Linked DNA regions of Homo sapiens: region 2 is linked to region 1. The links are chromatin loops, found by intact Hi-C in ENCODE. Cell type or tissue: endothelial cell of umbilical vein. All regions are shown on one strand. Each heading gives the region's core, and the rest is flanking DNA. Links, peaks and the distances in the headings are about the cores only. Region 1 overlaps DNMBP (dynamin binding protein). Region 2 overlaps DNMBP (dynamin binding protein).

Region 1 (16,019 bases), core at 2,585-10,584:
GGAACACACAGCGAGATTTCATCTCAAAAAATAAAAATAAAAAGTCAGGCACAGTGGTGTGCGCCTGTAGTTCCAGCTACTCAGAAAGCTGAGGTAGGAGGATCACTTGAGCCCAGGAGCTGGAGGCTGCAGTGAGCTATGATCACACCACTGCACTCCAGCCTGGGTGATAAAGCGAGACCTGTTTCCCCCGGCCCCCAAAAAGGGAAAAAGAAATGAGAAATAACTTTGATATTTTAAAATATGAGGCCAGGTACAGTGGAGCATGCCTGTAATCCCAGCACTTTGGGAGGCCAGGGTAGGCAGATTGCTTCAGCCCAGGAGTTTGAGACCAGCCTGGGCAACATGGTGAAACCCTGCCTCTAGTAAAAATACAAAAAATTAGCTGGACATGGTGGCACATGCCTGTAGCCCAAGTTTCTTGGGAGACTGAGCTGGGAGAATCACCTGAGCCCAGGAAGTCGAGGCTACAGTGAGCCATGATTGCTCCACTGCACTCCAGCCTGGGCGATGGGAGTGAGACCCTGTCTCAAAAATAAAATAGGAAGTACTAACTTATTTGCTTAGCTTTGGCTTCATTTTAAGTATATTTGTATCTTAAGCTTTATCATTCCAAGAAATAGATCTATATTGCAGTGTCTTAAATATTGATGTTTTCTATTTCTCTTGATCTATCTTTCCAGGTTATAAAACATGGAGGCTGGCTCAGTGGTTCGAGCCATTTTTGACTTCTGCCCTAGCGTATCAGAAGAACTGCCGCTCTTTGTGGGAGATATTATTGAGGTGCTGGCAGTGGTGGATGAATTTTGGCTTCTAGGAAAGAAGGAGGATGTTACAGGTAAGTAAGAGACTCATAGTGGACCACAGGCCCTGACTTCTTTCCATATTAAAAATAAAGGCTGGCACTGCACTCCAGCCTGGGCAACAGAGTGAGACCCTGTCTTAAAAAAAAAAAAAGAAAGAAAGAAAGAAAGAAAGAAAATTATTCCTAGCTGGGCACAGTGGCTCATGCCTATAATCCCAGCACTTTGGGAGGCTGAGGTGGGTGGATCCCCTGAAGTCAGGAGTTCAAGACCAGCCTGGCCAACATGGTGAGATGGTGAGACCCTGTCTCTACTAAAAATACAAAATTTGCTGGGTGTGGTGGCGCGTGCCTGTAATCCCAGCTACTCAGGAGGCAAGGCTGGAGAATTGCTTGAACCCAGGAGGTGAAGATTGCAGTGAGTTGAGATTGTGCCATTGCATTCCAGCCTGGGCGACAAGAGTGAAACTCTGTCTCTAAATAAGTAAATAAATAATAAAAATAAAAATAAAGGCTGGGCATGGTGGGTCATGCTTATAATCCCAGCACTTTGGGAGGCTGAGATGGGAGGATTGCTTGAGGCCAAGAGTTCATGACCAGCCTGGTCAACATAGCAAGACACCATCTCAATAAATAAATAAGAAAGGATGGGAGGTAGGGAGGGAGGAAGAGAAAGAAAAGAAAGAAAGGAAGGAAGGAAGGAAAGAAAAGAAAGCTAGCTAAATGGGAAGCCCAAGTCAATAAATTTCAGAATCCTTTTGTGTTTACCTACTGTATTCATATGTGGTCTCTACCAGTTAGGGGAAGATTTCTGTTACCATTCCATCTCTGTGTTGATTCCTTCAAGAGGTTGCACCACTAGACACCAGCTGCCCCAGCCCAGGTTTCTATCCAAGTCTTTGTCTTTCACCCGCTTTCCCTTCCCAGGTCTTTATCCTTTGTGTTCAGTGCTATTATTCCTCTTCTCAAAACATGTTATTCCTTTCTTCATAACCCTGTTGTTTACTACTGCTTTCCTTTTTTTTTTTTTTTTTTTTTTTTTTTGAGACGGAGTCTTGCTCTGTTGCCCAGGCTGGAGTGCAGTGGCATGATCTCGGCTCACTGCAAGCTCTACCTCCCAGGTTCATGCCATTCTCCTGCCTCAGCCTCCGGAGTAGCTGGGACTACAGGCACATGCCACCACGCCTGGCTAATTTTTTGTATTTTTAGTAGAGACGGGGTTTCACCATGTTAGCCAGGATGGTCTCAATCTCCTGACGTCATGATCCGCCTGCCTCGGCCTCCCAAAGTGCTGGGATTACAGGTGTGAGCCACCGCACCCGGCACTACTGCTTTTCATAACCAGCTTTATGATTTGTGGAACACAAGGTGCTCTCCACCTTGTTTCCTCTGGCTGTCTTCTTTGAACATTTTCTACCCTTTCTTTCATTCTTCACTTGATCTTAGGCAAAAGGCTGAGAAGTGATCTTTCTTTCATTTTCTTCAAAGGAGCATGATTCATCCTGTTCACTCCTTCTTGGATCCATGGCTGGCCCAAATTTATTAAAGTTATCCCTTACCCTACATGGTACCTACCACCCACATTCCACGCACCTGGTTAGCTTTCTTCAATTCTGTAAGATATATGTTCACATCGATTTCTTTCATTAATAAGCCTAGGGAAGGGTGGAAGCTTTTCCCACACCACATGCATCTGTGTTAATCCAATCCTTAACTTGCATGTACTCATATTTATGTAAGTCTGGGTTGGAGTCCTTCGAGCACACTCTGTTGACACTTAACCCACATTTGGGAGATAAATTATTTCCCAGTAGAAATGGTATCTCAGCTGAGACAAAAATGATGAGAAGGAGTTAGCAAGGAAAGATGGTAGGCAGAGAGGATTGCTTGTTGAAGGTCCCTGGAATGTGAGAACACAGGGGACCTAGAGAAGTTTAGTAGGGCATGAGGTGTGAGTGGTTGAGGGAGAAAGGTGGGCTGGAGAGATGAGCAAAAGCTGGATCATGGGAGACAGAGTATGCCATGGTAAGGAGTGAAGAAAATGGGAAACCCTGAAAGTGCTTTGAACATGATCAGATTTGAATTTTAGAAAACTCACTGCTGCAGACTTAAGAATGATAGAAAGGGACAAAACTGAAGGCAGGGAAGCATTTGGAAGGTCGCTGCAGTAATCCAGGTGAGGGATGGTGATGGCATGGACCAAGGTGGTGGGTCTGGAGATAAATATACCCAGAGACAGAAGGTAGAATCAATCAGACTTTCTGATACTTTCCAACTGGCAGGCCCTGTCTTTCTCCCACCACCTATTAAAACCTTGTCCACCGTCAGATTCAAATGCTATTGTTTTCATAAAGTTTTTTATGTTCTTCCTGACCTATTACCTACCTTTTCTGAACTTCCGTAACAATTTGTGTACTTACGTTATGATACCAGATTTCAGGATTGAATTATTATTTATGTCTGAATTCGACTTTTTGTCTGAACTAGGTTTTTAGATCTTTGAAAACCAAAACTGTCTTATGTTTTCCTCTGCAGCGTGCTTTGCCTATAGCAGCCCCCAGTAAATGCGTACCAAATTGAATTGCATTCTGTCTGTCCTGCATGCATCTAGTTTTGTGCACTATACTTCTTCTCCAACAGATTCTCCAATTATGAGTATTCCCTGAGTTTTCAAGTTACGGTCTATACATGGACTCAGAAGAAAAGTTTTTGTCCTTGTACACAGACGGGAAAAGAAATCTCAGTATTAAAATTTAATATGTTTGCTTTTATTTTCAGGACAATTCCCCAGCAGTTTTGTGGAAATTGTGACCATTCCCAGTCTAAAAGAGGGAGAGAGGCTGTTTGTGTGCATTTGTGAATTCACATCCCAAGAGTTGGATAATCTTCCCCTCCATCGAGGTAAGCTGCTCATCAAATAGTAGACTATTTGAAATTAGATTTTTGGAGTCTGCCCGTTTCGACAACCAGATCCTTTTTGAATTTGTGAAGTGGCTTAACCTCTAGAGAGTCCTCGGCAATACCAAATAGCGTGGACGTAATGATGCCTTATAGTTTAGTACCATTTTAAAATTTCCAAGGTATTTTCTCACAAATATATTCTCATTTGATCCTCAGCACAGACCTGGGAGGTAGGAAAGTGGGGATTATTAACTGTATTTTATAAATAATGAGAGCAAAATTCAAAGACTGTTGGCCGAAGGTGGGAAGTCTTGGCCTCAGAATATGAACTGATCATATTCTAAGTCCAGTGTTATCTTTCCAATGCCCCCATGCTATAGCCACACTTCAGGCTCATGCTCTCTCTCTCTTTTTTTTTTTTTTTTTGAGACAGTAGTCTCACTCTGTTGCCCAGGCTGGAGTTCAGTGGTGCGATCTCAGCTCACTGCAACCTCTGCCTCCCAGGCTCAAGCAGTCCTCCCACCTCAGCTTCATGAGTAGCTGGGACCGCAGGCACGTGCTACCACGCTGGGCTAATTTTTAGTATTTTTGGTAGAGATGGGGTTTTGCCATATTGCCCAGGCTGGTCTCGAACTCCTAGGCTCAAACAATCTGCCTGCCTCGGCCTCCCAAAGTGCTGGGATTACAGGCATGAGTCACTGCGCCTGACCAACTTCAGGCTTTATTTCTCTTTTTTTCTTTTAAAAACTGATACGGGGCGTGGGCGGAGGGAGAAAAAAATAACTGGGTACGGCTTTGCTAACAATATTACCATTTATTAATGTATAATAGTAGAGCAGGAATTTTGATGTGGAAATTAAGAGATAGGTGCAAAACATCCGCATTTTACTACTGTCTTATCAGAGCCAGTTTAAAAGGAAGTGATTTAAAACAGATAGTCATACTTAGCCAGGCATGGTGGTATGCACCTATAGTCCTAACAACTCAGGAGGCTGCAGCAAGAGGATCGCTTGAGTTGGAAGCGTCAGTGAGCTATGATCACATCACTGCACTCCAGCCTGGGTGACAGAGCGAGACCCTGTCTCAAATAAATAATACATAAATATATAAATATAAATTAAAACAGGTAGTCATAGCTATCTCTCAGTGATTTTCCAAGTATTTCTCCCTTCTTGCACTCTGATTAGATGAACAAACTATAAACCATTTCAACAAGTATCCTTAAGTCCATTCTGCATAAACAGAGAAACCAGTAGTGTCTAAAAGACAGAAGCTTCTGATCAATCCAATTTTGTGATGACTCAGTCATCAAAACAGTAGAACTTATTAGGTGTGTTATTAATATCATTACTTGCTCTTTGGCATATGGCACAAAAGGGACAGGCTTCATTTCTTAAATCATGTACACACATACCCACACACACACACACACACACACACACACACCCAGAAAAACCTATCAAACTTCTCTAACCCTTAGTGATAAGAATGGAATAATGGATTTTGACCTTAATCCTCAAAATCTATTTTGAGAATTTCTTTATTTTTAGATTTTGTTTTATTTTGTTTATTTATTTATTTGTTTGTTTTTTGAGACGGAGTCTCATTCTGTCGAGGCTGGAGTGCAGTGGCATGATCTCGGCTCACTGCAACCTCCGCCTCCCAGGTTCAAGCGATTCTCCTTCCTCAGCCTCCTGAGTAGCTGGGACTACAGGCACCTGCCACCACACCCAGCTAATTTTTGTATTTTTAGTAGAGATGGGGTTTCACCATCTTGGTCAGGCTGGTCTTGAACTCCTGATCTTGTGATCTGCCCACCTTGGCCTCCCAAAGTGCTGCGATTATTTATTTTTTATTATACAAATTTTATTTTATTTTTTAAGACACAGGGTCTCACGTTGTTGCCCAGGCTGGTCTGAAACTCCTAGCCTCAAGTGATGCTACCACCTCAGTCTCCCGAGTAGCTGGGATTACAGACCTTACTTAACTTTAAGAAGTATCATTAGGATTGATAAGAGGCTGGGTATAGTGGCTCATGCCTGTAATCCTAGCATTTTGGGAGGCCAAAGGCAAGAGTATCCCTTGAGCCCAAGAGTTTGAGATCAGCCTGGGCAACATGGCAGGACGCTGTCTCTACAAAAAAAAAAAAAAAAATTAAATTAGCCAGGCATGGTGGTGCATACCAGTGGTATATGCCTGTGGTCCCAGCTACTCAGGAAACTGAGGCAGGAGCCTGAGCCCAGGAGGTTGAGGCTGCAGTGAGCTGTGTTTACGCCACTACACTCCAGCTTGGGCAACAGAACAAGACCTTGTTTCAAAAAAAAAACAAAACGTATTAACGAGAGAAAACGCCACCACGCTCTGTTGTTTTGAGAGTTTCTTACACTTCACTTTATACTCAGTCTCTACTTCAGCTCTATGCTTTCTTGTTAATCAGTGTTGGGAAGGTAGACAGAAATAGATTAAGAGATTATAGCAGGGACCTTATCTGTCCTTACTCATAGCTCTCCCAGTGGAGTCTGTAGTCCATATCTGATGGAATGGAGAAAGGACAAGAGTACAGTGGCTTCCGCTGAGCTGTTCAGAGGATGTGGGTAGCATGAACTTTTCTTAGGAAGCATGCCATCCGAGAGATTCTCAGAAAGAATCTGGCATCGTGAGTCACCTGTCTGAAGACTGACTCAAGGTCAGGCCAGGACCTGGAATCTAGATTTTATCTTGACTACCTTTTAACCAGTTAAGCCTAATAAGCTTAAAGATGTAAGTGGAATCCAAAGGAAGAGGATGTGGGCAGGGGGATACACTGGGAAAGAGAGACTAGAATGAGATGTACTAATTATCCATGGTTTTATCTTGTTCTCCTCTCTGTGATAATCTACTGCCAGTAAACACACTGACCAGTCAGCTTTCCTTCTATGCCTTTCACGTTTTTTTTTTAGCTCTGTCTTTTAATTTGGAAACACAAGGCTTGGAGGATGGAGAAGTTAGTTATACCTATGCAATTTGCCTTTTTCTGGGAAACTTAGCTTGTGCACAAATGATTTTAATTTCTCTTTTTGTATACGTGACAAGTCACATCAACAGGTATTTACTGGTGGGAAACAAAATCACTAAAAAATGAAAGTATTGTTTTATGCCAGATATGCAAGTTTATCAGACTTGCATCTAGGTTTCCTGTTTTTTAAGTCTAGTGCTTGGGATGGCGCTTCAACTTCCTAGACTGAAAATCACTTTTTCCATTAGATCAGTGTGTCTGTAAATGAAATGTTGATGATGGAATAGGTCAGGAGGGGATTTGGAAACCTTAAGAGTATGTGGGGCCAGGCATGGTAGCTCAAGCCTGTAATCCCAGCACTTTGGGAGGCCTAGGCGGGTGGATCACCTGAGGTAAGGAGTTCGAGACCAGCCTGGCCAACATGGTGAAACCCCATCTTTACTAAAAATACAAAATTAGCTGGGCATGATGGTGCATACCTGTAATTGCAGCTACTTGGGAGGCTGAGGCAGGAGAATTGCTTGAACCCGGGAGGTGGAGGTTGCAGAGAGCCAAGATTGCGCCACTGCAGTCCAGCCTGGGCAACAAGAGCGAAACTCCATCTCAAAAAAAAAAAAAAAAAAGTATGTGAGATAATGTTTGAGATCTGTTGTGTTTTACCACGTGCCTTTTTAGTTCACTGTTACTTACTTACCTTTAAGAAGTATCATTAGGATTAATAAGAGAAAAAATATATGTGTAATTTATAGATGTCTATATGTATTTAGAGCAGGCAGTATAGCTTAGGGGATAAGAATTCTGACAGGCCTAAGTTTAAATCCAAGTCCACCACTTAATAGCTGTGACCTTGGACTAGTTACTTAAGTCTCTCAGCCTCAGTTTTCTTATCTACAAAATGAGGATAATAATATAATACCTACCTCAGGGTGATTGTGAGGATTAGATGAGGTTGTACATGGAAAGCATGTGGTAGTAGGTAAGCGCTCAGTAAATGCTAGCTATTCTTATTAGTCTTAACCTGGGCGCCTGGGCTTCATTGATGTGCTTTGGGTATCTTGTTTCTGGGATAAGTCTGTGAAGTTTTGTGTGTCTGTTCTCAGAGAGATTCTATGTGAAATCAGAACCACTGATCTTTGTTCCAGCAGATGTCACCCTTCTTCCTTTTCCTGAAGCTATGTAATTGTTTTGGACTATTCCTACTGTTTTGAGTTAAAATATATATATATATATATATTTTTTTTTTTTCCTTGGGCTGGAGTCTCACACTGTCGCCCAGGCGGGAGTGCAGTGGCGCAATTTCTGCTCACTGCCACTTCCGCCTCGTTGGTTCAAGTGATATTCATGCCTTAGCCTCCCGAATAGCTGGGATTACAGGTGTGTGCCACCACACCCAACTAATTTTTGTATTTTTAGTAGAGACAGGGTTTCACCATTTTGGCCAAGCTGGTCTCGAACTCCTGACTTCAAGCAATCCGCCTGCCTCGACCTGCCAAAGTGCTGGGATTACAGGCATGAGCCACCACGCCTGGCCTCGAGTTATATTTAAACTGAGAAACAAGTCTGTCTCTTAGAAGAAGAATCAAAACAGGTGGCCAGTGCCCCTGACTATCCTAAAAAAAAAACAAAAACAGGAGAAAAGAAAGGTGGGGGGTGGAGGGGAGTAAAGAACAAAGCCAAAATAAGAGATTAGTGCAAGGAGGCTGGGCGCAGTGGCTCACGCCTGTAATCCCAGCACTTTGGGAGGCTGAGGCGGGTGGATCACGAGGTCAGGAGTTTGAGATCAACCTGGCCAAGATGGTGAAACCCCATCACTACCAGCATGGTGGCAGGCACCTGTAATCCCAGCTCCTCGGGAGGCTGAGGCAGGAGAAATTGCTCGAACCCGGAAAGCAGAGGTTGCAGCGAGCCGAGATCGCACCACTGCACTGCAGCCTGGGCGACAGAGCAAGTCTCTGTCTCCAAAAAAAAAAAAAAAAAAAAAAAAGAGAGAGAATAGGACAAGGAAAAGACAGAGAGGAGAGAAACAAGTTAGTGCATATTATGACAAGTGATAAAATATCACTAATAATTGCCTCACGTAAGACAGAATCCTCATCCCTTGCCTATAACCTGCCCCCTCAAACAACAGGCCAATAAAAAATAAATTGACCAGTGGTATTCATCAGTCAAAGCACATGTGTTATAAATTTGTGATGCCATGAATGTGAACTCTCAGGAAAGAAGTTCTGACATGGCTCGTATGGAAACCTGAATAAAATACTCTACGTGGTCAGGCTGCATAAAGCACATAGTTCCCCTGGCATTTAGAGACAGCCCAAAAGGAGTCCGTGAGGAACCCAGGACTGCAGTCAGACTGCTCATATCCGATTCTAAGAAGACCTGCACTCCTTTTTACCATTTTATTCCTAATGCATTTCCTGTTCAAATAAAAAATCCAACCAGAGGAAACAAGCAGTGTGGCTGGGATTAATTGTGCATGAGTCAAAGGCTCAGGCTGACCCTAAGGGTCACCACACTTCCTATTTTTCTGTTCTCAAAATCTGGTCTTGCTCGTGCAGGAGTTCCTCATATTGGCATTTCAGAAGTCTGGGAATGACCACTAGTTATTCTGGAGATACCAATCTAATGGAAAAAGTGATCCGTTCCTAAGGAATCACCTAGGACCCCAGGGGAATAGCTTGTATGACTCTTTCTGATGAAAAACAGAGACTTACGGTTCAGTAACAGGGCTATAAAACAGGGGCATTGAGGCAGAATATGGTGACCCACACCTTTAATCTCAGCAGTTTAGGAGGCCTAGGTGGGAGGATCACTTGAGCCCAGGAGTTTGAGGCCAGCTTGGGCAACAAATGAGACCCCATCTCCACAATAACAAAAAAAAAAATTAGCTGGGCACAGTGGCACACACCTGTAGTCCCAGCTACTCAGGAGGCTGAGGCAGGAGGATTGCTTGAGCCTGGGAGGTCAAGGCTACAATGAGCAGTGATTGAGCCACTGCCCTCCAGCCTGGGTAACAGACTGAGACCCTGTCTCAAAAAATAATAATAATCAAATGAATTTTAAAATAAAAAGGGTATTGAACTAAATAATCTCTAAAGTACTTTCCAGGTTCTAAATTGTGTATGTTTTTCAAGATTCACCTTTACTGTGTAGAAATAACCAATAAAATAGCAGTCCATCAGGTAATAAAGCTTATCAAAACAGTTATCCTGTTGAAAATAGATAGGAAAACAAGCCTTATTATATGGGTTCAGGGGGATCTGACAAAACAAGGAAAATAGCATAATTCTACAGCTTTAAGAAAGCCAGTTGATTTCAAAGCCAGCAGAGTGGGAGTTATGGCACGCTTTTATTCTTCCCCTTCACCAAGAGGCCCATTGTGTCTGAACAGCAGTCAGTCACCAGTGCATTCCCTCTGTGTTCTCGATGGATGGCCTTAGGGCCAGAGGGGGAAAAATTACTTGTGGTTTTTTGTTTGTTTTTTTTTTTGAGACGGAGTCTCGCTCTATCGCCCAGGCTGGAGTGCAGTGGCACAATCTCGGCTCACTGCAAGCTCCGCCTCCCAGGTTCACACCGTTCTCCTGCCTCAGCCTCCCTGGTAGCTGGGACTACAGGCGCCCGCCACCACACCCGGCTAACGTTTTGTAATTTTAGTAGAGACAGGGTTTCACCGTGTTAGCCAGGATGGTCTCAATCTCCTGACCTCGTGATCCCCCTGCCTCGGCGTCCCAAAGTGCTGGGATTACAGGCGTGAGCCACTGCGCCCAGCCTTGTGATTTTTTAGGACCCCAACTTCTGACCAAGGGATAGGGAATCATAAGTTAAAGGAATGTAGAAATACAGGACCAAGACCCTATTTTTGGGGAACACTGAAACCAAATAATATCAAATTTGTGAAAATATTTTGGGCAACTCTCTCTAAGTGTAAAATCTTATGTTAGGTGCTGTATAGTATATAAAAATACAAGTGTCAGAATTCATGATATAGACAATAATTTCTTTTCTAGGCTATAGACAGCCAAGATGAATGTGAGCTTCTAAGGTTTTTTAGAGAAGCAAGCCTAGGTTTCAGATGGAGAGACAGTGTAACTGGAGTAAGGCTTTGGGGTTAATAATGATGCGGCTTCATAACAATAAAAACCTCCTTGTGTGGAATAGGGTCTCATATCATAGGTGAGATAATATTGGATAGTTGGAGAAGGGGAAAGTTGTGACTGGATAATCATGAATGTAAGTTTGCTTTGGGGTGAAAGCATAAGTCTTTTGGTAGCTCAGTAAACCTCTACAGAGAGTGTCCAGAGCAAATTTATTTTTTATATATTTTGGGTAATAAGAATAGGATTACTGAGGAAGAAGCCATTAGCAGTAGGCTCCTTGTGCTTCATGGTAAAAGTTTGGCCCGGGGAGGGAGATGGTAAAACTGGTGCATTTGTAATCTTGATTTGTCATGAATCAATTGGTAGACTTGAAGAAATAATGCGTGGGGACAAGATTTCAAAGGGTGAGATGGTGGGAATTGGACCAGGGTCGTAGCATAGAGCAATTAGTAGAAGGAAGAGGCCGGGCACAGTGGCTCATACCTGAAATCCCAGCACTGTGGGAGACTCAGGCGGGTGGATCACTTGAGTCCAGGAGTTCGAGACCAGCCTGGGCAACATAGTGAGACCCTGTCAAAATAAAAATTAGGTATGGTGGCGCATGCCTGTAGTCTCAGCTACTTAGGAGGCTGAGGTGGGACAATCAGTTGAGCCCGGGTGGTCAAGGCTGCAGTAAGCCATGATTGCACCACTGCACTCAGCCTTGGTGATAGGGTGAGACCCTGTCTCCACAAAAAAAAAAAAAAAAAAAAAAAGAAAAAGGGAAGAAATATTTTGAAAGAAGGAATTAGAAGAAAAAAGGAAATGAGCAGCAGAAGTCAGTTTGGAAAGCAGAATGTAATGAATTTATTTGGGAGTTGGAGTTGAAGAATAATCATCATTAGCAAATGAACATCAAGTGCTTGCCATGCAAAAGGCATCATACCAGACTCTTGAGATACCAAAGAGAAGGTGGTACCTACCATTAAGGAACTGTAACCTACTTGGGAATATAAGACAGACTTAGTTTTTTTTTTTCTTATTTATTTATTTTATTTTATTTTTTAGAGACAGGGCCTCTCTTTGTCACCCAGGCTGGAGTGCAGTGGTCCGATCATAGTTCACTGTAGCCTTGAACTGTTGGGCTCAAGCAGTCTTCCACCTCAGCCTCACGAGTAGCTGAGACTACAGGCAATAGCCACCTTGCCTGAGTAGACTTAAATTTTTTGTTGTTGTTGAGATGGAGTTTTGCTCTCGTCACACAGGCTGGAGTGCAATGGTGCAGCCTCAGCTCACTGCAACCTCTGCCTCCCAGGTTCAAGCCATTTTTCTGCCTCAGCCTCTCGAGTAGCTGGGGTTATAGGCGTGCACCCCCCCACCTGGCTAATTTTGTATTTTTAGTAGACACAGGGTTTCACCATGTTGGCCAGGCTAGTCTTGAACTCCTGACCTGAGGTGATCCTGCGCACCTCGGCCTCCCGAAGTGCTGGGATTACAGGCGTGAGCCACCGCACCTGGCCTAATTTTTTTTTAAATCAAGAGCATGTAAAAATCAAGAGCATAAAAGATAACCCAGTTTTCCAATGTGCTTGACTATAAAATGACTCATAGGATTTTGCCAGGTGCTTTGCTACCCAGATCTTATTTTACCTAGGCCAGGTGCATTCCTTGAGCACCTCTGACTTGGGTACTGAGTGAGAAAGAAATTTTAACTATAAAAGTATAGGTAAGATTAACTTTAATCTTAACTGTAAGATTAAAATAGATAATCTACAAGTGAATAGCTTATAATCAGATAATCAAGAGTTTGTTATAAAACAGTTGATAAAATTAGAGTAATTTTTTCAAAATTAAATCATAAATCATATAGAACTGAATTTTAATTTCATTTTTCCAGAAACATATACTGTGCTCTTATCCTTTCTTTACCTCAACTTCTTCTACAATAAGACAGATGCTAACTGTTCAGCTTACGTTTTGTGAGGATAACCTGAAAATTGGTTATTTTCAAAAACAAAAGTGGTGATTATTGGTACCTTCTTTTAAGATCTCATTATAATATATTTTCAGGATAGGGACAGTTCAAGAAGGCCTCTGGAGAACATGATTGAACATTCATTGTCCATACCCTTCATCTCCAACAAAGAACCCTTTACTAAAGATTTGTTTTTTTTTTGTTTTTTTTTTTTGAGACACGGTCTCACTCTGTTGCCCGGGCCGGAGTGCAGTGGTGCCATCATAGCTCACTGCAGGCTCAAATTCCTGGGCTGAAGCGATCCTCCTGCCTCAGGTTCCCAAGTAGCTGGGACTATAGCGCTCACCACCACACCGGCTAATTTTTTTTTAAATTTTAAATAGAGACGCGGTCTCACTATGTTGCCCAGGCTGATCTTGAACTCTTCTGCTCCAGCAATCCTTCTACCTCAGCCTCCCAAAGTGCTGGAATTACAGGTGTGAGCCACTGCACCTGGCCTCCCTGTATACTCTTAAAAGTTATTGAGACCCCAAAGAGCTTTTTTGTTTTTTTGGGTGGTTTTTTTGTTTTGTTTTTGTTTTTGAGACAGTGTCTTTCTCTGTCGCCCAGGCTGGAGTGCAAGTAGCACAGCCATGGCTCACTGCAGCCTTGACTTCCCAGGTTCAAGTGACTCTCCCGCCTCAGCCTTCCAAGTATCTGTGACCACAGGTGGGCACCACCACACCTGGCTAATTATTGTATTTTTCCCAAAGAGCTTTTGTTTATGTGGGCTGTGTCTGTTGATATTTATCATATTAGCTATTACAACTGGGAATTTTTAAAACTTGTTTATCAGTCTATTAAAAACCCATTACATATTTACGTAAATAACATATTTTTATGAAAAATAAGTATAGCTTTCCAAACAAAAAAAAATTAATGAGGAATGACATTGCTTTACATGTTCGTAAATATTTTTAATGTTCAACTTACTAAAAGAAAACCAGATTCTATTTGCATCTGTATTCAATCTGTTGCAATGTGTTGTTTTCATGGAATTATGTGAAGAAAATCCAGCCTTACACAAATATGCAATGGGAGACAGGAAAAGGTATTTTAATAGTCTTTTCAAATAATTGCAAATATTCATCGTTGACACTGCACCAAAATTCAACGATTGGTAATTTCTTACGAGTTAATTGCAGTGTGGGATCTGAAACTACGTCGGTGAACTTTCATAATATTACACTAAAATTCATTAATCTATCTTGCTTTTGGAGTGTGAATCTTTTAGCCATGAATGATTTTATACCAGCATGCATTTGTCATTTAGGAAATATTGATTCAATTAGCTACTCAGTTATTCCAAATGTTGACCATTTCAACATACAATGTGAAAAAATCATATTTGTTACTATCTCATCAGAAGAATCTTTAAGTATGGGAAAGCTGCCAAGCCCATGGTAGTAGATACAAGTTTTCCAAAATTCTCATTTTCTCTTGGAAGTTGGAATTTTATCATTGGCAACAAATACTGTCATTTGTTCTCCTTGATGTTTCAGACTCACTTTCATTTTGGAGGAAACATCTGCCAGATATCTAAGTCTGAATAAACATAGTTGTCTGTTATTCATTCTTGCACATAAAATGGTGTTATGTGAAAATAAACAGACGGTTCAGGCATATAACTCAGTTACTCGTGCTTCTCCTCAGCAGTAAAAGTGCTTTATGTGTAATTCCTATATTGTCACACAGAATATTACAAAAGAATTGTTCTTAAGGGTTGAGATTTAGCACAGTGCATAATTTGTATTGCTTCTTAACTGAAAATGGCTTTTTTAAAAACTGTGAGTACATGGTTGTGAAGAATACGATGACCATACAGTGACTATTCATGTAATTTGTGGCTACTGCCTTTGCTTATGAATTGCCAGCAGTTTTTAATTAATTTATTATTTTTTTGAGATGGAGTCTTGCTCTGTTGCCCAAGCTGGAGTGCAGTGGTGCGATCTCGGCTCACTGCGACCTCTGCCTCCTGAGTTTAATTTCTGCCTCAGCCTCCTGAATAGCTGGGACTACAGGCACGTGCCACCATGCTCAGCTAATTTTTGTATTTTTAGTAGAGATGGTGTTTCACCATGTTGACCAGGCTGCTCTCGAACTCCTGACCTCAAGTGATCCGCCTGCCTTGGCCTCCCAAAGTGCTGGGATCACAGGCATGAGCCATCGCGCCCAGCCATTTTATTTTTATTTTTGAGACAAGTGTTGCTCTGTCACCCAGACTGGAGCGTAGTGGTGAAATCACAGCTTACTGCAGCCTTGACCTCCTGGGTTCAAGCTATCCTCCCACCTCAGCCTCCTGAATAGCTGGGACTACAGGCATGAGCCACAGTGCACAGCTAATTTTTAAATTTATTGTAGAGACAAGGTCTTGACATGTTGCCCAGGCTGGTTTTGAACTCCTGGTCTCAAGCGATCCTCCTGCCTTGGCCTCCCAAAGTGCTCGGATTTCTGGTGTAAGCCACAGCACCTAGCTGGCCAGCAGTTTTAATCACCATTGCTTTTTCACAGAGATTACAAAAGTCAGCAGAGTAAAATATGTAGATAAAGTCTTAGTGTTATTATGAGAATGGTTTTGACCTCACAGATTCTCTGCTAGGATCTTGGAGACCCACCTGTAGGGTTCCATGGAACACTCTGAAAACTACAGGTTTATAGAACTGCTCCAATTCAATAAATTGTCAAAATTGTTCATGCTCCTAAAGCTCTAGGTGTATTTCCTTGAATTTGGTAGCTGTTTAAAATGAGAGGTTGCACTATTAGTCGTGATAATGTTCTGCTGGGTGATGACTGAGGTCACCATCTCTGCTCCTCTTTTCTTTAGGTGACCTGGTGATTCTCGATGGCATTCCCACTGCAGGCTGGCTGCAGGGCCGAAGCTGCTGGGGCGCACGGGGCTTCTTCCCATCTTCATGTGTCCGCGAGCTCTGCCTCTCCTCACAGAGCCGGCAGTGGCACTCCCAGAGCGCCCTGTTTCAGATTCCGGAATATTCCATGGGACAAGCCCGGGCCCTAATGGGGCTTTCTGCTCAGCTGGATGAAGAGCTGGACTTCAGGGAAGGGGATGTGATCACCATTATTGGAGTTCCTGAACCAGGCTGGTTTGAAGGGGAGTTAGAGGGCCGAAGAGGCATTTTTCCAGAAGGTTTTGTAGAGCTGTTGGGGCCCCTGAGGACTGTGGATGAGTCAGTAAGTTCTGGAAATCAAGATGACTGCATTGTTAATGGTGAA
Region 2 (16,019 bases), core at 3,268-11,267, 60 kb after region 1:
TTTTATCACAGGAAGTAAATTTGTGCAACAGTCCCAGCTCCTTTAACACCTGCCGGGCTATCCTAGGAAGAAAGTAAGAGCTCGTCTGCACATTTTATTGTTCTCATAGAAAAGTGGAATTTTAGAGTCTGCACAGGGCACTTTTCTGCTTGGTACATTTTACCAAGTGTATTTACCATCTATCAGGTGCAGATGGCATATTCGGGCCCATTGTGGGAAAAGGACTTATGTTTGTTGGGTTATTACCTTGTTTAACTCCCTCAACTACTCTGCAAAGCAAGTATTATTATCCTCATTTTATAGATTGGGAAATTGAGGCCAAGAGATAAAAGTGGACATTTCCAAGGCTCCCCAGCTACATAGTGGGGAAGTGCAAGATTCAAAGCTTCTTTTTCCACCACAGCTGGCTGGGGGTGAAGGCCGCCTTCTCCCGCTTTGTTGTCCGGGATACTAAAAATTTAATTTTTTTAGAGACGGGTGTCTCACTATATTGCCCAGGCTGGTCTTGAACTCCTGGGCTCCAGCAGTCTTCCCACCTCAGACTCCCAAAGCGCTAGGATTACAGGCATGAGCCACCACGCATGGCCCAGATACTAAAATTTTAGAGCAGATATTTTTATTAGAATATATGTGGCATAAAGGAAAAAGTTTTTATACTTACAGTCATTTCAAGCCAGACTTTAAAATTTGACTTAATCTTTGAAAACTCTCTTTGAGTGTTAATAAATGTTTGTGGCACCTGAAGGTCACCTGTGTCTTCAGAAATACCTTGGGTTGCCAGGAGCAGTGACACATGCCTATAGTCCCAGCTACTTGGGAGGCTGAGGTGGGAGGATCGCTTGAGAGCCCCAGGAGTTTGAAACTAGTCTGGGTAACAACCCCCTCCTTTAAAGAGAGAGGAAGAGAAAGAGGAGGGAAGGAAACACCTAGGGTTTTATTAAAATTGCGGATACCCCGGTCCCACCCAGGTTTGCTGAATCTGAATCCCAGGGATGGTGTCCAGGAAACTGCAATATAGTGAAAACATCCCACAGGGGTTTTTAATCACACCAAAGTGTTTGGGTTTTTAAAGGCTGCTCAAGAGTTTATAAACCCCATTTTCGGGGGGTGGGGGCACAGGGGAAGGCACGCTGGTAGTTTAAAAGAATTGTTATTGTTTTTCTCCATTTTAAAGAAATAAAAATCTAATACATAGGCTGGCTGGCTTCTGATTGATGAGTAAGTGCTTGCTGGTACTTTGTGTTTTCAACTACTATAATTAGTAGAATTTTGATTCTCAGGAGAGTACACAGTGGTTTCCAGGGAGTTTTTAAGATTTGAAGCAAATAAGCCCCTGACCTTTTCTCATTGAGATTCCAGGCCAGGGAAACCAAATGGTGCAGGATTAAGTGCACAGGATTTGGATTTAAATATATTTAGGTTCTAAATCCACAACTGCCATTTACTCACTATATAACCTCAGACAAGTTTGTCAGCCTCTCCAAGCCTGGATTTTCTTACCTATTAAATGGGAGTAATAATACCTACTTAAAAATTCTGATGTGAGTATTAAATGAGTTCAGGGATATAATCTGTAAAGTACCTGGCATGTGATAGGAATTCAGTAAATGTTCTCCCTCTCCAGAGCTTTTTAGTCTTGTATTTAAAATGAGTTTCTATTCTCAACTTGGCACTAATGAGACCATATTTGGGATTGAAAGTCTGTTGCTTTGAGATCACAAAGAAAATTTAAAACAAGCCTATTAGAAATAAATTTTATATGTAACACAATGAATTTAGAATCATAATCGAACACTGATGAAATCAGGGTTATGCTTCAAGTTTTGCCATTCATTCTACCAAAAAGTTCGAGAAAGAGCTTTTTCTGTTATGTCTTAAGTTTTATTTTGAATAATACCAAATATACAGAAAATTGCAATAGTACAATGAAAACTCCTGTATACATTTTATACAAATTCACCCATATTTAACATTTTGCTGTTTTTATCTCATTCTCTGTCAATCCCCACTCTCCACATGCAGTTTTTTTTTCTTTAATGAACTAAGAGTACATTGCATATATTGTGCCCCTTAGTAAGCTTCAGTGTGTATTTTGTATGAACATGGATTTTTTTTTGAGATGGAGTCTTGCTCTGTTCTCCCAGGCTGGAGTGCAGTGGTGCAATCTTGGCTCACTGCAACCTCTGCCTCAGCCTCCTGAATAGCTGGAATTACAGGCAAAATACAAATTTTTGTATTTTTAGTAGAGATGGGGTTTCACCATGTTGGTCAGGCTGGTCTCGAACTTCTGACCTCAGGTGATCTGTCCGCCTCAGCCTCAGACTCCCAAAGTGCGGGGATGACAGGCGTGAGCCACTGCACCTGGCCAGATTTTTTTTTTACTCAGGCTGGAGTGCAGTGGCATAATCTCAGCTTACTGCAACCTCTGCCACCCAGGCTCAAGCCATCCTCCCACCTCAGCCTCCTGAGTAGCTGGGACTATAGGTGTGTGCCAGTCCATGTGCTGCTAATTTTTGTATTTTTTGTAGAGGTGAGGTTTCACCATGTTGCCCAGGCTGGTCTTGAACTCCAAGCTCAAGTGATCTACCCACCTCGGCCTCCCAAAGTGCTGGGATTATAGGCATGAGCCACCACACTTGGCCTAAAATGGTGATTTGCTGACTCCATTATTTCTTCTCTTATTTATCAGCTGACATTCTACCATAACAAAGAGTTTTCTCTTCTCCCCCATTTATTTATGTACTTACATATTATCAATATGTACTTACAGGTTCTTATTCAGTGGAATAATCCATTGTGCTTTTTCATTTATACTCAAATTGTGCCAGATTGGCCAGTGGGAGCCCCTTCAAGCTGGCCTCTGTGCCCTTTGACCTATCCCCACCATGTTGTTGAGTACTTCTTCACTTTCTCCCACATTTCAGGCTCAGCTATACCTTCTCTGCCCCAGCCCTGGAATTAGCCATTTCTTCAAAGAACCCTGCCTCCTTTTAGTGGAGAATGGCATCTAGAAACCAGAATTTGGGTTGTATTCTAAAACACTGGAATTACTTTTTTGAGACAGGGTCTTTCTCTGTCACCCAGTCTGGAGTGCAATAATGGCACTATCTCGTGTCGCTGCAACCTCTGCCTCCTGGGTTCAAGTGATTCTCATGACTCAGCCTCCCAAGTACCTGGGATCACAGGTGTGTGCCACTATGCTTAGCATTTTTGTATTTTTAGTAGAGATGGAAGCTTGCCATGTTGGCCAGGCTGGTCTCGAACTCCTGACCTCAAGTGATCTGCCAGCCTTGGCCTCCCAAAGTGCTGGGATCATGGGCGTGAGCCACTGCACCCGTCCCAGAATTCCTAACTTCTGAGAGAAAGCAGTGTGGAAAGTGTTTTGGAGAATAAAATCTGCTGTGAAGGCCGACTTTCCTTAAGTAGTTTGAACACTTGTGTTTTTGCTTCTTAAACCTGGGTTAAAATAGTCCTGTAATTGTACTCAGACTTACTAGTATATTTACATACCAAATTTGTAGTTGTTTAATTGGATCATAAAGAATTTGATAGACTAAGCAGAGGCTGATTGTTTCACTGCTGTTCTTTTCCTTTGCTTATTACCATGTTTAATGCTCATTTCAGATGAACAAACGCTGTTCCATGTTTATAGATAACTCTCTCATCCTGTGTATCTAAGTAATAGTCAGATAATTGTAAAAGCTAATGACAGGATACATATTTGTTTTTTAGAATAATGCAGTTTAGTTCTTAGAGATTCTTATACTTGAAAATACCATTGATAAGCTTCATGTTTATAGTAAGTTTGTATCTACTAGGACATTTGAGTAACAAAACCTGCTTGTGAGTTTTGGTTAAGGTTTTCATAGGGAAAATCTAAACAATTTTTTTTACCTATTTCATTATATGCTAGTGTTGACCTACCATTACAGTGACTGGAAAATGATAGGTCCTATAATTATCCAGATCTCAGATGGATAATTTCTTATTTTTTATTTTACCCTTAGTTGGCATTGTTCTGTGTTCCCCATAATATTCTGTTTAATGTGCTACATCTGTATTTTGAACTTCCAGCTTGTTATTTCTGGTGCTTTGATCATGGACCATGTTTTATATCTGATTAAGTGAAAGCAAGTCTTATAAGGTCAGACCCCTCTAACCTCTTTTGCAAGGAGCTTGTAGACATGCTTTGTTCACTCAAAGTGGGCTAGCTACTTCTTTTCAGGACACATTCTCAAAATGGTATTGCACAGGTTGGAGTTCTCTCTGCAGTGATGGCTTTCTAAGCGCTTCAGCTGTCCCTGTTTACAACTGACATGTGCGATCTGATTTCCTGAGGGTTGACAATAGTGAGACCTTTGGTTCTCAGGAAATGGGTTCTGTTTGCCTCAAACTGTGGAAGGGTGCTGCTTTTACACCCAGAGCTGCTAACCAGTTCTCTTTTCCCTTCTAGAAATGACGCTCCTCTCCTCCCAGTCTTCATCACTGGTGGCCCCTTCTGGGTCTGTGTCTGCCGAAAATCCAGAGCAGAGGATGCTGGAGAAGAGAGCCAAGGTCATAGAAGAACTTCTTCAGACAGAAAGAGACTACATTCGGGATCTGGAAATGTGTATTGAGCGGATCATGGTACCCATGCAGCAGGCACAGGTGGGAACTGGGAGACAGAGTTAGTTTGACCTTGAATATGGTCCTCCAGGCCAGAAGCATTAGGATATAGGAGCTTTCGCCACAGATTTATTGGATTTGAAATAGAAACTGTGACTGTGAGTGCTGCTGCTCTTAATCAAGGGCCTCAACATACGTGTGTCATCAGCTAAGCCTTCAGCATCCTTTCACTTGTCAAGTCTACTGTTAACCTACCAGACACTGCAGTCACTCCTAGGACACTTCCTGTTTCTGTGGCTCCTGAAAGCAGTTCCAGGGAGTCTGAATCGTGGCCCTGCTAGAAGGCTGAGTGATGATGTAACAAAACCTGGGGGTGAGCAGTTACATGACTCTAGTACCTGTTCATATAGAGTTTATCCAGGAAACCCTTACTAACATGTGAGTAGGCTAGGGACTTTTCTAGATGCTGGAGGTAGTAAGAAAAGGGTAACAATGTCCTGGGGTTTATAGTCCTTGTTGCTTGTAACTTGACCAGCTGGGCTGGGCTTGGGTTTACACCCTTGGAGCATTCACTCCCAAGTACTTCTGCAGCAGGTAGGCAGTGCTACGGGATGTTGGTTGCGGGTGGGAATTTGTATCCCAGTGCATTTGTAGGCCAAATTGGTTCCATTATCACTTTACTAAAGTGCTGGTTGGGGTGGCAGAGAATAGTTGGATCAAGGACAAAGGATGACACTAAAGATAATGTTGGATATTTCTAGTCTGGAAACTTCATGAAAGTGAGTGAAGAAAGTGACCTTGAGCAATTTTTCTACAATTCTTGAAGAGCTGTTCCTAAGATGATTGAAATGCCATTAAGCTCATTTCCGTGCATTTTTATGTTTTGTTTCCTTTTCTCAGGTACCAAACATTGATTTTGAGGGACTTTTTGGAAATATGCAGATGGTGATTAAGGTCTCGAAGCAATTATTGGCTGCTCTGGAAATCAGCGATGCTGTAGGTATGAGCTCCTGTGTTGTTTCAGAAGCAGCTTTTTAAAAAAACTTCATGGGCAGGAGTAAGTGGCCTTCCTGATACTGAGTAACTATGCCTCCGGGAAGATACAGGTGTAGGTACTTAGTCCAGAGGTTACTTGTCCTCTGCTTTCCTTCTGTCTCAGCCTACTTTGGGGTAATAATAGGATGTTAGCAATAGAAGTAGTTTTGGATGTCATACAGTACAATGTTTTTCCACACTCATGGTTGCAGCCCATTACTGGGTCATGAGATCAACTTATTTTTCAAGAAAATACCAGAATGCGGCCAGGCACAGTGGCTCACACCTGTAATCCCAGCACTTTGGGAGGCCATGGCAAGAGGATCACCTGAGGTCAGGAGTTTGAGATCAGCCTGGCCAACATGGTGAAACCCTGTCTGTACTAAAAATAGAGCTGGGCGTGGTCATGGGCTCCTGTAATCCCAGCTACTTGGGAGACCAAGGTTGGAGGATTGCTTGAGTCTAGGAGGTTGAGGCTGCAGTGAGCTGAAATCGCGCCACGAGCCACTACACCACTGCCTGGGGTACAGAGCAAGACTTGGTCTCAAGAAAAAAAAAAACAAAAGAAAATATCAGAATGCACTGTAAGTTTAACTACCAATTTTTGAAACTTATCTGTTGTTTTTTTTTTGACACAGGATTTTTACACTGTCGCCCAGGTTGGAGTGCAGTGGTGCGAATTCAGCTCACTGCAGCCTCAACCTCCCAGCCTCAAGTCATCCTCCCTACCTTGGTCTCCCACATAGCTGGGAATACAGGCATGTGCCACCACGCCCAGCTAATTTTTGTAATTTTTTTTTTGTAGAGATGGAGTTTTGCCATGTTGCCCAGGCTGTGCCCAGGCTGGTTTCAAACTCCTGGGCTTAAGCGATCTACCCACCTCGGCCTCCCACATTGCTGGGATTACAGGTGTGAGCCACCACATCTGGCTGAAACTTTTATTTTCATTTCAAATATATGTGTACTGAGTCATAATTTAAAATACATTTATGTGGGACATTGTCAAAATGTTTTTAAAACATTCATCTAGTTCTTATAAACAAGGGAACTTATTGGTTATCCATTGCTATTTAACAATTTCACTGAAACTTAGCAGCTGAAAACATTAAACATGTATTACCTCGCTGCTTCTGTAGGTCAGGAGTCTGGAGGTGGCTCCGCTGGGTGGTTCTGGCCCAGGGTCTCATGAGGTTGGAGTCAGTTGTTGGCCTGGACTGCCATCATCTGGGGCTCAGGGATCTACTTCCAAGAAAGCTCACTCAGTTCTTCAGGCGTCAGTTTCTTGCCACGTGAGCCTCTCCCTGGGCTTTCCTCACGACGTGGCATGAGTCATGAGTCACCTAGAGTGACCTGTGAGAGAGAGCGAGAGACAGAATGAGAGAGAGCACGCAAGAGCAAGCACGCCTGAGACAGGAGCCACAGAGTCTTCTATAACCTGATCTTGAACATGACACAGCATCACTTCTGTCATGTTCTGTGGGTCCTACAGACCAGCCCTGGCACAGTGTGGGAGGGGACATCCTATCATTTTGCTGCTTTATTAGAATCCTAATTACAAGAGGCTACCCCAGTTCCAGCCATGACACCATATACAACAACATCCAGCAGAAGGAGTGACCCCTGTGTCGTTTTAAGAGTTTGCAAACCTTTTCCAGAGCTCCCTGATCAGATACCTTATTTCTCGTTGGCCAGAAGTGGGTGACATGCATGCAGCTAAGCTGATGGCTAGAAAGGGGAATGGGTCATGACACTGGCTTACACTAGATGGAATTTACCTGACTCACCTGGGAGAAAAACGGACACAGGAAAAAAATCAGGGTTCTGCCCCCTGAAGGGAGGAGGAAACAGCTCTGGGATGTTGTAGCATGGTTAATGTTTCCTGAGTGTTTCTCTCACCACATACCCTCACAAGATAGGTCCAGCTGGATCTCAGTTGTTCTCTACAATAGACAGCCCTCTGAGGTTTAGGTACTGTTGTTTCTTCTTTTTTTAGACAGGGTCTCACATTGTTATCCAGACTGGACTGCAGTGGCACAATGACAGCTCACCCACAGCCTCGATTACCCAGGTCAAGCAATCTTCTCACCTCAGCTCCCTGAGCAGCTGGAACTATAGGCATGCACCATCAGGCCCAGCTAGTTTTTAAATTTTTGTAGAGATGGAGTCTCACTATATTGCCCAGGCTAGTCTTGGATGCCTGGCCTCAAGCGATCTTCCCTCCTCAGACTCCCAAAATGCTGTGATTATAGGCACGAGCCGCCACACATGTTTTTGAGACAAGGTCTTGCTCTGCTGCCTAGGCTAGAATGCAGTGGTGTGATCATGGCTCACCTCAGCCTTGACCTCCCAGGCTCAAGTGATCCTCCCACCTCAGCCTCCCAACTAGCTTTTTTATTTTTAGTAGAGATGAGGTCTTGCTCTGTTGCCCAGGCTGGTCTTGAATTCCTGAGCTCAGTCCTCCCACACTGCAAGATTACAGGTGTGACCCACTCTGCAGCCAGTTTAGGTACTCTATCCTATTTTACAGTGAAGAAACCGACACTTAGAGGGAAGGTAATTTGCCCAGGTCACATGGCTAGTAATTGATGGGACTGGCATTCAAACTCAAGTCTTTCTGTCGTGCAGGCAAATGCCATTAGCCTCTATACAGAATACAACTGTGTCTTTTGCATTTTCTGGAACAGTTAGAAAAACTGGAACCTGAGGTTCTTGCCCTTAGTCTAACCAGAGAGGTCAGGGAAGTTGAGGAAGGAGATACACACATTGAGTTGGGCAGAAGGAAGTCACAGTGACCCAGTTTTAGTGTGATGGTGAAGCATAAACGACAGTGTATATGATTTTTTAAGGCACTTGAAATAAGTATCTCTGGGTCATTTATTTGTATTAAGAAAGAAATGAGATAAAGTTGGCTGCTATCTAAAAGAGCTTAATTTTAAATTAAGCAGTTACTCATTTTTCTTCCAGTTTATTACCTGTTGTCGTTCCTGGGGCTCTCAGGTGGTTGGAGTTAACCAGCTTCTGCAAGGCGCCTTCTCCCCTTAGGTCTGATTCAAATCAGAAATGAGAGTCTTAGCATCTGTGTCTATAGTGTACTATACCTTAGATTATGACAATAAACTGAGAAATGAAAGCAAATATCCATAGCCCCACCTCCATAAGATAGCACCTGCATTTATTTTTTCTTCTTCCCTTCGCTTCTTGTCCAAAGTCAAACAAGGAGTTGGGTAGCAGGCTTCGATGTGTTGAAGACACACAGAGGTGGCAGAGAGGCCTCAACACTGAAAGGCTGAGACCTAGGCGCAAGGACTAATTTTTAGAGGAGGGATGGTGGGTGGTGGGGCTTGAGGGAGCCAAGACTGAGAGTACCATGCCGGTGGCTCTAACGGAAGGCCAGGCGTGCGTTCAGTGGGGGATTCACAAAGAACAAATGAGGTCTGAAACATCCGATGAGGGAAGGCTCCGAGAAGACCATGAAGGGCAAGTTAAAGCCTTATGGAGCCACGGGCAAAGGGCAGGTGGCTGAGATAGAGAATGATCAAGCAGCACTGGGAGACTCTGGGTACATGGTCATAGGTGGAAAGTACTCGCTTTACCTGATTTTAAACACATCCCGCCGAGAGCTATGTTGTTCATAATGACCCAGGATGTGTGTTTCTGTGTATGTCTGTGCTTAGTTTTACCATGTCCAGTGTTTTCCTTTTTTTTTCGAGACAGTCTCACGCTATTTCCCAAGCTGGGGTGTAGCAGTGTGATCACAGCTCACTGCAGCCTCTACCTTCTGGGCTCAAGCGATCCTCCCACCTCAGCCTCCCTAGTAGCTGGGACTACAGATGCGTACCACCACACCCAGCTAATTTTTATGTCCGATGTTTTCTGATATTTTCTTTTCTATTTGATCAGCCGGGCGTGTTGGCTCACACCAGTAATCCCAACACTTTGGGAGGCCGAGGCAAGGTGGGCAGATCATGTGAGCCCAGGAGTTCTGGACCAGCCTGGGCAACATGGGAAAACCCCGTCTCTACAGAAAAAAAAAAAAAATCCATTCTATTTCATCAAAACAGTGCTGACTGTGACCCATTAAGTATATTTCGTGACCCAGAGTTTGAAAGAGATTATAGGTGTAGCTTTGCTAGTTTGTAATTGATATAGAACAGTGACTATCAGGGAAGTTGAAGAACGGCGAATTGAATGTAAATCATGTCTGGATGGTGAAGATTCTAAGAATGCAACTAGGGAAAGGGCTGCAAAAAGAAGGTGGCAGACTAATGTAGAATGGTGCAACCAGATGAAGACATGGGTGGCTTTAGGAATTCCAAAGTGGCCGTGAAGGCCAGGCACGGTGGCCCACGCCTGTAATCCTAGCACTTTGGGAGGCCAAGGTGGGTGGATTGCTGAGCTCGGGAGTTCGAGACCAGCCTGACCAACCAGGTGAAACACCATCCCTACAAAACATACAAAAATTAGCCAGGTATGGTGGGGCACACTTGTAGTTCCAGCTATTTGGGGGGCTGAGGGCAGAGAATTGCTTGAGCTCAGGAGGTCAAGGCTGCAGTGAGCTGGTTCATGACAGTGCACTCCAATCTGGGTGACAGAGCAAGGCCCCATCTCTTAAAAAAAAACAAAACAAAAAAAAAGTGGCCGTGAAGATGAAAAAGGAGCCAGCCCCACCCCCACTGTTGTGACTGGTAGGTTGCAGGAGTAGACAGAAGGGAAGCTTCTGGCCAGGTGCTGTGGCTCCTGCCTGTAATTTCAGTAGTTTGGGAGGCCAAGGCGGGAGGATTGCTTGAGGCCAGGAGTTCAAGCCCAGCCTGGGCAACATAGTGAGACCTCGTTTCTACAAAAAAAAAAAAAAAAAAAATTGCCCAGGTGTGGTAGCACATACCTGTAGTCCCAGGTTCTTGAGAGGCTGAGGCAGGAGGATTGGTTGAGCCCAGGTGTTGGAGGCTGCAGTTGGCAATGGTCACAACACTGCACTCCAGTCTAGGATGTGGAGTGAGACCTTGTCTCAAAACAATTTTTTTTTTTTTTTTTTAAAGACAGAATCTTGCTCTCTGCCCAGGCTGGAGTGCAGTGGCACGACCTCTGCTCACTACAACCTCTGCCTCCTGGGTTCAAACGATTCTCCTGCCTCAGTCTCCCGAGTAGCTGGGATTACAGGCGCCTGCCACCATGCCTGGCTAATTTTTGTATTTTTAGTAGAGACGGGGTTTTGCCATGTTGGCCAGGCTGGTCTCGAACTGCTGACCTCAGGGGATCCGCCCACCTTGGCCTCCCAAATTGCTGGGATTACAGGCTTGAGCCACTACGTCCAGCCAACAATTTTTTTTTTTTTTTTTTTTTAAAGGGAGGCAGCCGGGTGCGGTGTTTCACACCGGTAATCCCAGCACTTTGGGAGGCTGAGACGGGCGGATCACCTGAGATCAGGAGTTTGAGACCATCCTGGCCAACATGGTGTAACCCTGTCTCTACTAAAAATACAAAAATGAGCCAGGCGTGGTGGCGCATGCCTGTGATCCCAGCTACTCAGGAGACTGAGGCAGGAGAATCACTTGAACTCAGGAGGCAGAGGTTGCAGTGAGTTGAGATCATGCCACTGCACTCCAGCCTGGGTGACACAGCGAGACTCCATCTCAAAAAAAAAAAAAAAAAAAAAAAAGAAGGGAGGCTTCCAGTGAGAAAGGGCAGTGTGAGGTGATATGAAAAAAGTTAAGTTTCTCTTACAGAAAGGAGTTATACATTAAGGAAAATAATTTAAATAGAAACTTTTTAGGCCAGGCATGGTGACTCACGCCCGTTATCCCAGCACTTTGGAAGGGCCGAGGCAGGTGGATCACTTGAGCCCAAGAGTTTGTGACCAGCCTGACCAACGTGCCGAAACCCCGTCTACCAAAAAATGCAAAAATTAGCAGGTGTGGTGGTGTCCCAGCTACTCAGGAGGCTGAGGTCGGAGGATCACTTGAGCCCAGGAGGTGGCGGGTGCAGTGAGCCAAGATTGTGCCACTGCACTCCAGCCTGGGCAACGCAGGAGACCCTGTCTTAAAAAAAGGAAAAAAAAAAGTTCTGCACAAGAACAGGGACTTCCATGGGACACAACAGTGAGAGAACAGAGGTGAGTCCACAGAAGCAGCGATAGGCTCCCTGAGGGGAGGGGTCGTGCCTGGACAGCTGGTAGGGATGGTTGGTTGTAGGGAAGCAGTAAATAGTATCATATTGGAGGGAGGAGAACAAGGATGAGAGCTCTTTTTTGTGGAACATGGAGCTGAAGAAGGGAGCACCAAATACACTGAGAGGAGGAAAGAAGGGCAAGAGGAAGAGTCATCATAGTAAGCCAGGGACCCGCACGTTCAGGCCACAGCTCTGAAGGCAATTGTTCTGTAGAAGTTTGCTTAGGAACTGTTCCTATGCCTAACTGACTTTAGATGAGGGGTCTGGGGATAGGGAAAAAAATGACCTCTTTATTTTTTTTACTAGTTTTTAACTGAAATATAGCATTTATTTAAAGTATGAATGTAGGGAATAAGTCACATAGTAGTAGCTGTGACTTTGTCACCAACAGAAGTCACATGTTTCTGTCAGATTAGGTCGTTGCAAATGTCTTGAAATTTCAGTAACCCTCAACCAGAGGCAGCCAATGTTACCAGTGTGTGTCACTCCTCAAGCTGTGACAGTATGGGGATTGTTAGACTCAGTGCTACATTTGGTTATTTAATACCTTATAAAGAAGTACATATGGCTGGGGCTCACACCTGTAATCCCAGCACTTTGGGAGGCCCAGGCAGGTGGATTGCTTGAGCCCAGGAGTTTGAGACCAGCCTGGCCAACATGGCAAAACCCTGTCTCTACTAAAATTACAAAAATTAACCAGGTGTGGCAGCGCACATCTGTAGTCCCAGCTGCTCAGGAGGCAGAGGTGGGAGGATCACTTGAGCCTGGGAGGTGGAGGTTGCAGTGAGCCAAGATCGTACCACTGCAGTGGAGCCTGGGCAACAGTGAGACCCTGCCTCAAAAAAACTAAAGTAGTATATAGGTTACTATATCATAAGTTGGGGATTTATCATTATAGGTATTTTAATGTAATATACTTTATCCAGTCTTATTTATGCACAAAAATGTTAGAAACTGCTGCTGTAGAAGAACTCCGTCTCTACTAAAAATACAAAAATTAGCTGGGTATGGTGGTGTGTACCTGTAATCCCAGCTACTTGGGAGGTTGAGGCAGAGGACTCACTTGAACCAGGGAGGCGGATGTTGCAGTGAGCCGAGATGTGCCACTGCACTCCAGCCTGGGCGACAAGAGACTCCGTCTCAGGAAAAAAAAATAAGAAACTGAGGGGGTCCTCCTTATGGGGTTCTCATTACATCCCTACATGGAGAACGCTCTCAGATGTCTGACTTGGCTCGACTGCAAAGGGACTGGAGGCTCTGTTTCAGAGGCCAGTCACATTGTGTGTGTGTGTGTTTGTTCTAAAACAAATACATGAGCCTGGGCAACATGGCGAAACCCCCTCTCTACCAAAAATACAAAAAATTAGCTGGGCATGGTGGCATGCACACGTGGTCCCAGCTACTAGGGACCGACCTGAGTCTGGGAGGTCGAGTCTGCAGTGGGCTGAGATTGTGCCACTGCACTCCAGCCTGGGTGACAGAGACCCTGTCTCAAAAAAAAATGAATACATACATATACGGATGACATGGCTTTCTAAATTTTCCTTTAAATGATTACAACTTTAAGCTGTTAGATGGAAGTTTCTTACTATTTGATGGATAGTCTTAGTATCATTTCTTGTAATAGGTAGGATTTAGCTGGTACTAAAGTTTGGCTGTGTACCTTACATTTAGTATACTGAGAAGAAAGTTTACTAAAAACACTGTATGTTTGTGTGTATTCCAAAGGACCTGTGTTTCTTGGTCACCGGGATGAGCTTGAGGGAACATACAAGATTTACTGCCAGAATCATGATGAGGCCATTGCGCTGCTTGAAATCTACGAGAAGGATGAGAAGATCCAGAAGCATCTTCAGGACTCCTTGGCAGATCTGAAGTAGGAGTTTTGACCACTTAACTTCCATTACAGCTCTTTAGTTCTCTAAGTTATACCTGTGTATATGCCTGGACTTGATGATGACATCTTATTTTAAACATAAGATATCCATGATATATATCATTTAAGTGGTTTCCTGATTGTATTTTTGTCCATGTGAATAAGTTTTATCTGTATAGAGTATTAGGTTAGCGTTATCAGGTTAAAAAGCAGCCAGGAGAGGATGGTTTGGTCCAAATAAGAGCATAGGTGAGAAGACTAAATACAGGGTTTTTTTTTTTGAGACGGAGTCTCACTCTCACCCAGGCCAGAGTGCAGTGGTGTAATCTCAGCTTATTGCCCAGGTCAGCATGCAGTGGCACAATCTTAGCTCACTGCAACCTCTGCCTCCCGGGTTCAAGCGATTCTCCCGCCTTAGGCTCCCAAGTAGCTGGAATTACAGGCACACACCACCATACCTGGCTAATTTTTGTATTTTTAGTGGAGATGGGGTTTCACCGTGTTGGCCACCTTGGTCTCAAACTCCTGACCTCAAGTGATCCGCCTGCCTCGGCCTCCCAAAGTGCTGGGATTATAGGTGTGAGCCACCATGCCCAGCTAAGGTATTCTAGACATCAGGTGAGATTGTCCTGGTCTTAGGGAAGCAAGGTATAAAGATATATGGATAAGTAGATCAAAGAGAAGTTAGGGGCTAACTTTTTTATTTTTTATTATTTTTTTATTTTTTGGAGAGACAGAGTCTCACTCTGTCGTCCAGGCTGGAATGCAGTGGTGCTCTCAGCTCACTGCAACCTCCACCTCCCGGGTTCAAGCGATCCCCTGCCTCAGCCCCCCAGTAGCTGGGATTACAGGCACGTGCCACCATGCCTAGCTAATTTTTATGTTTTTAGTATAGACGGGGTTTCACCAGGTTGGCCAGGCAGGTCTTGAACTCCTGACCTCAGGTGATCCACCCGCCTCGGCCTCCCAAAGTGCTGGGATTACAGGCGTGAGCCACCATGCCTGGCCGGGGCTAACATTTTTTAGTAGACTAAATATGTTACCATAAACATTCATAATTTTTTGTCCCACATGATTTATGTTCTGAGAAAAATGTGAAACTCAAGATTCTCTCTCTAATAAACTGTCTCTTTTCTTTTCATGCCCACTGCCTTGCAGGAGCCTATACAACGAATGGTAAGTTCCATTGCTGCTTGATGTATGCGCTCATTTCTTCTGTGGATTTTTCCTAACTAACTCTTAAGCAACTGTATTTTCTTCCTTTATAGACAAACCTAGAAGTAGACTCACCTTGCTGGGTTTTCTTTCGTAGCACTTATCCCCAAGGGAACACTTTACTTATCTGTTTATTGCCTATCTTCTCCTACCAGGACAGGGACTTTTGGGGTTACTATTAAATCCCCAGCACCTAGAACAGTACCTGGTGTTTATTAGATGAATACATGTTGAATGACTGAAATTGGAAAGTAGGGTAAAAGAATAGAGAGCAATATTTAGGAACAAATCCTGCCCATAGGTGTACATTATTATTATGTTAAAAAAAAGTTTTTTTTAAGGTGGGGTCTCACGATGTTCCCAGGCTGGGCGCTATATTATTGATAGCTTACTAAAGTCTTTTTTCCTTCTCTTACAGGGGATGCACAAATTATATTAACCTGGGCTCCTTCCTCATCAAACCAGTACAGAGAGTAATGCGTTACCCGCTGTTGCTAATGGAGTTGCTGAATTCCACCCCAGAATCCCACCCAGATAAAGTGCCTTTAACCAATGCAGTCCTTGCGGTCAAGGAAATCAACGTTAACATTAATGAATATAAACGGCGAAAGGACCTGGGTAAGAACAGCATAATTGCTGAAAAGGAGGTATGCCCTTTGAGAATGCTTTTCTTCTCAAAACAATTCATTACTTCGCTAGAGTTGGACAAGGCAGGTGGTAGGTATAATAGGGCTGTGATGAAGAAATGGTAGAATTTGGGGGAAATATGATATTTTATTATTATTTTTTTTGAGACAGAGTCTTGCTCTGTCCCCCAGGCTGGAGTGCAGTGGTGCTATCTCAGCTCACTGCAACCTCCACCTCCCATGTTCAAGCAATTCTCCCACTTCAGCCTCCCAAGTAGTTGGAATTACAGGCATGTGGCACCATGCCCAGCTAATTTTTGTATTTTTAGTAGAGACAGGGTTTCACCATGTTGGCCAAGCTGGTCTGGAACTCTCAGCCTCCCAAAGTGCTGTGATTATAGGCGTGAGCCACTGCACCCGGCCCAAAATGTGGTATTTATTAAAGGCAGAAGTAACGATAAAAAGCGGAAGTATGGTATATTGGAAATAAGGCATCT

Evidence for each region. Peaks named below come from ENCODE experiments on the same cell type or tissue, not always from the same donor. Only the 100,000 strongest peaks of a DNase experiment are listed, where the experiment ranks them.
Region 2: a loop joins it to region 1, with 4 times the contacts of the local background. A loop is called at or near these places in 5 of 110 quality-filtered maps.

What each region holds. Positions count from the first base shown.
Region 1 is chr10:99,956,799-99,972,817 of GRCh38, reverse strand. It overlaps DNMBP (dynamin binding protein), which reads left to right. Exons shown (of 17, transcript NM_015221.4): 2 at 684-838; 3 at 3,581-3,703; 4 at 15,613-16,019. The coding sequence starts at 694. DNMBP-AS1 (DNMBP antisense RNA 1) reads right to left here. Exons shown (of 5, transcript NR_024130.3): 5 at 13,820-16,019. Among named protein-coding and RNA genes, the nearest start is that of DNMBP-AS1, 38 kb to the right of the region's middle. RefSeq lists enhancers at 15,208-15,854, 15,855-16,019. In endothelial cell of umbilical vein, for the core only: no CTCF peak of the experiment used is centred there; DNase peaks (open chromatin) are centred at 6,297, 6,897, 7,807 and 8,847; H3K27ac peaks cover 6,745 bases.
Region 2 is chr10:99,897,581-99,913,599 of GRCh38, reverse strand. DNMBP (dynamin binding protein) reads left to right here. Exons shown (of 17, transcript NM_015221.4): 5 at 4,454-4,647; 6 at 5,506-5,605; 7 at 13,534-13,681; 8 at 14,840-14,857; 9 at 15,315-15,514. Among named protein-coding and RNA genes, the nearest start is that of DNMBP-AS1, 22 kb to the left of the region's middle. RefSeq lists enhancers at 1-324, 6,469-7,668. In endothelial cell of umbilical vein, for the core only: a CTCF peak has its summit at 6,857; a DNase peak (open chromatin) is centred at 6,929; H3K27ac peaks cover 1,987 bases.